Regions from separate parts of the Homo sapiens genome. Here region 1 is linked to region 2. Evidence: chromatin contacts called from ENCODE POLR2A ChIA-PET data. All regions are on one chromosome and are shown on one strand. Each heading gives the region's core, a stretch centred on a gene start or an enhancer-like site at or near the end of the contact. The rest is flanking DNA. Distances are from core to core; before and after follow the strand shown. Region 1 overlaps MAST2 (microtubule associated serine/threonine kinase 2). Region 2 overlaps TESK2 (testis associated actin remodelling kinase 2).

Region 1 (2,700 bases), core at 67-2,566, 570 kb before region 2:
AGAGATGGGGTTTTATCATGTCGACCAGGCTGGTCTCCACCTCCTAACCTCAAGTGATCTGCCCACCTCAGCCTCCCAAAGTGTTGGGATTACAAGTGTGACTCACTGTGCCCGGACCACTTTGCCTCTTCAAGCCTTAAAGAGTATTTAGTTTTCCCCGGGTGTGGTGGCTCACACCTGTAATCCCAGCAATTTGGGAGGCTGAGGTGGGCGGATCACCTGAGGTCAGGAGTTCAAAAGCAGCCTGGCCAACATGGTGATACCCCGTCTCTACTAAAAATAAAAAAAAATTTGCTGGGTGTGGTGGTGCACACCTGCAGTCCCAGCTACTTGGGAGGCTAAGGCACAAGAATCACTTGAACCCAGGAGGTGGAGGTTGCGGTGAGCCGAAATTGCACCACTGCACTCCAGCCTGGGCAACAGAGAGAGATTCTGTTTCAAAAAAAAAAAAAAAGTATTCAGTTTTTAGATTAAAAAACCACCTTTGGCAAATCTTGCCTCCACAAGAAAATGAACATATATACAAAATTGGGAATATAATTTTAGGGGATTTATGGCACTTGTAAAACCACTCAGGGTCCATGGATCTTAGGTAAAAAAGAGTCCATGCCATGGACTCCTCATACCTCATCCCTTTAGCACTGCATATAGCCCTCCGTGACTTTCTGCCTACCCATCCATATTTGATTAGCAGTTTATAATCTAGTAACAAACGATCTGTACTTTTTTATGGTCTGTGTTTTTTTTTTTTTTTTGAGACAGAGTCTTGCTCTGTTTCACAGGCTGGAGAGCAGTGCAGTGGCGTGACCGCGGCTTACTGCAGCCGTGACTTCCTGTACTCAAGCGATCCTCCCTCCCACCTCAGCCTACTGAGCAGCTGGGACTACAAGTGTGTATTACCACACCTGGCTTTTTTTTTTTTTTTTTTTTTTTTTTGGAGAGACAGGGACTCACTATATTGCCTAGGCTAGTCTCAAACTCCTGACCTCAAGTGATCCTCCCACCTTGGCCTCCCAAAGTGTTGGAATTACAGGAGTGAGCCATCGTATCCAGGCAACTATAATGCTGTGGACTGTTAATTTCCTAATCATATAATTCTATTTCATACGGATCTTAGAATGAGCTTTCTACCTCATTCAATGAGCTACCTCCAAAAAGAACACCTTGCTTAATGACTAGCTTGGGTTACAAATCTTTACTTTTGTACTCCCAAGCACCCTGGACACACATTTAGTACAGCCCTTAACATACCCTGAACAGGTTGCAACTTGACTGTCCCCTGTGGATGCAGCTTCCTTGGCAGCTCTCTCAAATGATGGCTGTTGGATTTCACATGCCCTTTGTACCACTAGACCTAGAGGTGGGGTAGACATCCTGCTGGCTCATTTCATCTTCAGGCATTCTCCCTCTGTTCTCCATAAAAACACCCAGGTTTGAAATGATGTCATCAGACTACAACAACCATTACTCCTCCTTGCTAAAAGTCACATACAAACCTTTGGGAAATCCCCTTCACTCTTTAAGGATTTTATTCCTGTATCACTCACATTCTTTTTATCATGCCTTCTGTCAGGAGTAATTTCAGTATCTTCACACAATCTTTCCAAAATCCTAGCCTGAGAAGTTTCAGAAAGTCATATAGAAAAGCTGACTAGTCTCACTTTATGTGTATGATCACTAACTTTGGCTCTTCATACTACTGGAAATCAGACCATACTTCTTAGTGTACTCTTTCTCCCATCCTTTTAAAAGACTGTATCATACTTTATCCTCTCTCTTCAGGCTCAGCTAATCACCTCACTTTCCATTTTAGTGAGAAAAAAATATTTTTTTGAGACAGGGTCTTGCTCTTTCTCAAAATCACAATCACAGTTCCGTGCAATCACAGCTCACTGCAGCCTCGAACTCCTCAGACTCAGATGATCCTCCCACCTCAGCCTCCCAAGTAGCTGGAACTACAGGTATGCAACACCATGCCCAGCTAATTTTTGTATCATTTGTAGAGATGGGGTTTCACCATGTTGCCTAGGCTGGTCTCAAACTACTGGGCTGACATGATCTCCCGCCTTGGCCTCCTGAAGTGTGGGGATTACAGGCGTGAGCCACAGCACCTGGCCTCAACTAATCAGAGAAGAACTTCAATAAGCTATCTTTACCACATCTACCCAGCCATAATCTGCACTGTATTCCCCACATCCTCCCCTATTCCTAGAGAAGGACTGTTTGTGCTCCTAGCTAGGCTAACCTACTGCTTATTTACTAGATCCCATCCCCTCTCAACTATAGAAGGACACTGTGCCAGCCATTCTCCTTTCTCTTGCATTATCAGATCTTCTCTTGCTGTTGAATCACTTCCATCAGTGTATGTACATAGACACTGTTACTTTTTTCAAATAAGAAAACTCTCTTGATCTCTCTACCCATCTTTGCATTTCATTTCTGCTCTAACAGCAAAACTCCTTGACAAATTATTTAGTTATTATCTCCATTTTCTTTTTCCCTTTCTTTCTTGACTCACCAATTAGGTTTTGCCCCCACCATTCCATCAAAACAGCTAATCAATGTCAACACTGACATTACATTGCTACATCCCACTGGCAATACTCAGACTTCATGTCACTTGATCTGTCTATATCATTTGGCTCAGGTGATCACATGCTATTTCTGAAATACTCTTTTTATGTGGTTTCCAGGACACTA
Region 2 (2,700 bases), core at 76-2,575:
CCTGCTTCAGGGCCTTTGTACTTACTTTATTCCAGAATCATATGATATATTTCTGCTGAGATAGCCCCTCTTCAAAGAAATCTTTTTGACTAGTCTAAAATAGACATCGATATTTGTTACAAGTTCTCATTACTTCTGAAAAGAACCTTATTCATTTGTTTACCTATTGCTTAAAGCCTCCAGTATTGAATGAGCTCTCTGAGGGTAGAAGTTTATCTTTTTCACCACTGTATTTGTAGTGCCTATAGTGTAGTATCTCTAGAAGCTGATGCCAATTAGAACCAAGCCAGTTTGCATCACAGAAACTTATAAAAGCTCAGGAACTGAAGGTGGGTGTCAGGCTTGGGCTAAAAATAAGAGGGCTATTCAAAGTCTTTTAAGGGGTAACTGGGCCTGAAAGTCAACATCCCCATTTCTTGTAACTAATCAGTTAAATATCACCCACCCCAATAAGACATGGTTTATTTTTGGAGAAAAATTGAACCAGAAATACTTCATACTAGTGAACATCTGATAGAATGCAATACCTAAAAGAGGAGATGGGGGGATAGTCTGCATACTGGAATGGTGAGGCTCATAAGACTTCTAGTCACCTTCCATCACCTGGCTCTCAGGCAGGCAAGAATCATTCCTATCCTACCCTCAACCCTGCCACTTGCCAGGAAATTGATGGATTTTTTCCTGGAGAAAATGAATAGACCCAAATAAAGGAAGACAGTTTTTTAAAAATGACAACCTTTCTCAGAAGTATTTGGCTTTGGCAATATAATAAAATTAAAACATTTTTTATATGAGCCATAGGCTCATGCTCTTTGAGTTCTCACCATTCAGTATGCAGACTAACCCATTGTGCCGGGCCTGGCTAATACCTGGAGGGGAGAACCAAAGGACATGTGCTTCCAGATTGAAAGGGCCCAGCACAATGAATGAAAAAACAGCCACCCAGAGCATATCATTATGAAATTTTAGAATATGGGTAATAAAAATATTCTAAACATTTCCACAGAGGAAAAAATTTAAAAAAAAATCCCATACAAAAAAGCTAGAGCAATGGAAGATGCTTTCTGAGAGAAAATGATTTCCTACTTAGAATCCTATGTCCAGCTGAACTACCAATCAAGCATGAGAGTAGAGTGAAGATATTTTTAGATAGGCAAATTGTCAAAAAATTTGCCTCTCATGAGCCCCTTCTCATGATGCTATTGGAGGATGTGTCCCTTCAAAACAGGGAAGTAAACAAAACACCCTAATAAAAATAAAAAGGAAGCCTTGAGACCTAGAAAGAAGTGGGTATAAAGGTAATGGGAAGTCCCAGGATGACTGTTGTGCAACAGTCTACAAAATAAGCAGTTCAGGTTGGATTCGAAGGATTACAAGATTCAGGAGAGATGTTGGGAAGTGGGGGTGTGAGGAAAGAACTTATGTATTTCCTGATATGTTTGGCAGGGTGGAAATCCATATTCAGAAGAATTTTACAATTTTGTTGGAGGCTTTGGAAAGAAGTAGCAGTAGGCATGCATATAAGTCCTTTCTCATGCTGCTAATAAAGACACACCCAAGACTGGGTAATTTATAAAGGAAAGAGGTTTAATGGACTCGTAGTTCCACGTGGCTGGGGAGGCCTCACAGTCATGGCAAAAGATGAAGGAAAAGCACAGGGACATCTTACATGGCTGCAGGCAAGAGAACATGTGCAGGGGAACTCCCCTTTATAAAACTATCAGATATCGTGAGACTTACTCACTATCACGAAAACAGCATGGGAGAGACCTGTCCCCATGATTCAATTACCTCCCACCAGGTCCCTCCAAAATGGGAATTATGGGAGCTACAATTCAAGATGAGATTTGGGTGGGACACAACCAAACCATGATAGCATGTAATAACTAAGCAAATGAAAAAAGGGGTAAAATACAAACAATTATAGAAGAAATAAAGTGAAATCATAATATAGTACTTGGCCTCATAGTGATTATAATCAGTCATAATAATGTAAATGCTGGCCAGGCACGGTGGCTCACACCTATAATCCTAGCACTTTGGGAGGCTGAGACCAGCCTGGGCAACATAGTGGGACCCTGTCTCAGCAAAAGATTAAAAAAACAAAAAAAAACCCATTGTGGGGCCACCACCTGTGGTCCTACCTACCCAGGAGGCTGAGGTGGGAGGATCTCTTGAGCCCAAGAGTTCAAGGTTTCAGTGAGCTGTAATCACACCGCTGCACTCTAGCCTGTGTGACAGAGCAAGACCCTGTCTCTAAAAAATAATAATAATTTTAACGATGTAATCCTGAGTCTTGATTTTTTTCCCCTGAATGTCAATTTTACCCCAAATTATCTTATAACAATATTGGAAGGGAAATATTTAAGAATGCTAAATCCTCAGCTGCTACACTGTAAAATCAGTAGATAAGGTCAGAAATGGCAGTGTATGTTAGCTAGATGTATGAAGGTAAATAGAATAAATAGCTAAAAAGAGTTGAAAGTGGTTCCCTCTGAGGAGGTGATTCAATGTGGTGTGGGCAGGGTAGGGGACTGTTATTTTTTATTATATGCCTATTTGAAGCTATGTAAGTGTGTAACTTAAGTTACTTAAGGAGGCTATTGCAATCATCTAGATAGAGCTCATGATGACTGGGACCACATGGTGGTAGTAAAGGTGAAGAGGAGTTGGGTTTTGAATTTTTTTATTTTTATTTTT

The links. ChIA-PET counts read pairs that join two places held with the same protein, here RNA polymerase II (POLR2A).
Region 1: POLR2A ChIA-PET joins it to region 2 with 10 read pairs in activated CD4-positive, alpha-beta T cell. The contact joins two enhancer-like sites. POLR2A ChIA-PET finds 5 or more read pairs at or near these places in 2 of 52 experiments (OCI-LY7 and activated CD4-positive, alpha-beta T cell).

What each region holds. Positions count from the first base shown.
Region 1 is chr1:45,973,732-45,976,431 of GRCh38, reverse strand. All of the region lies in intron 5 of MAST2 (microtubule associated serine/threonine kinase 2), which reads right to left. Among named protein-coding and RNA genes, the nearest start is that of PIK3R3, 160 kb to the left of the region's middle. RefSeq lists a silencer at 752-871. Within about 2 kb of position 1,316, at least 3 of the 41 ENCODE cell types and tissues checked have a DNase peak (open chromatin) inside an H3K27ac peak, as active enhancers do.
Region 2 is chr1:45,406,661-45,409,360 of GRCh38, reverse strand. The region is part of intron 3 of TESK2 (testis associated actin remodelling kinase 2); the gene reads left to right. Among named protein-coding and RNA genes, the nearest start is that of TOE1, 68 kb to the right of the region's middle. Within about 2 kb of position 1,325, at least 2 of the 41 ENCODE cell types and tissues checked have a DNase peak (open chromatin) inside an H3K27ac peak, as active enhancers do.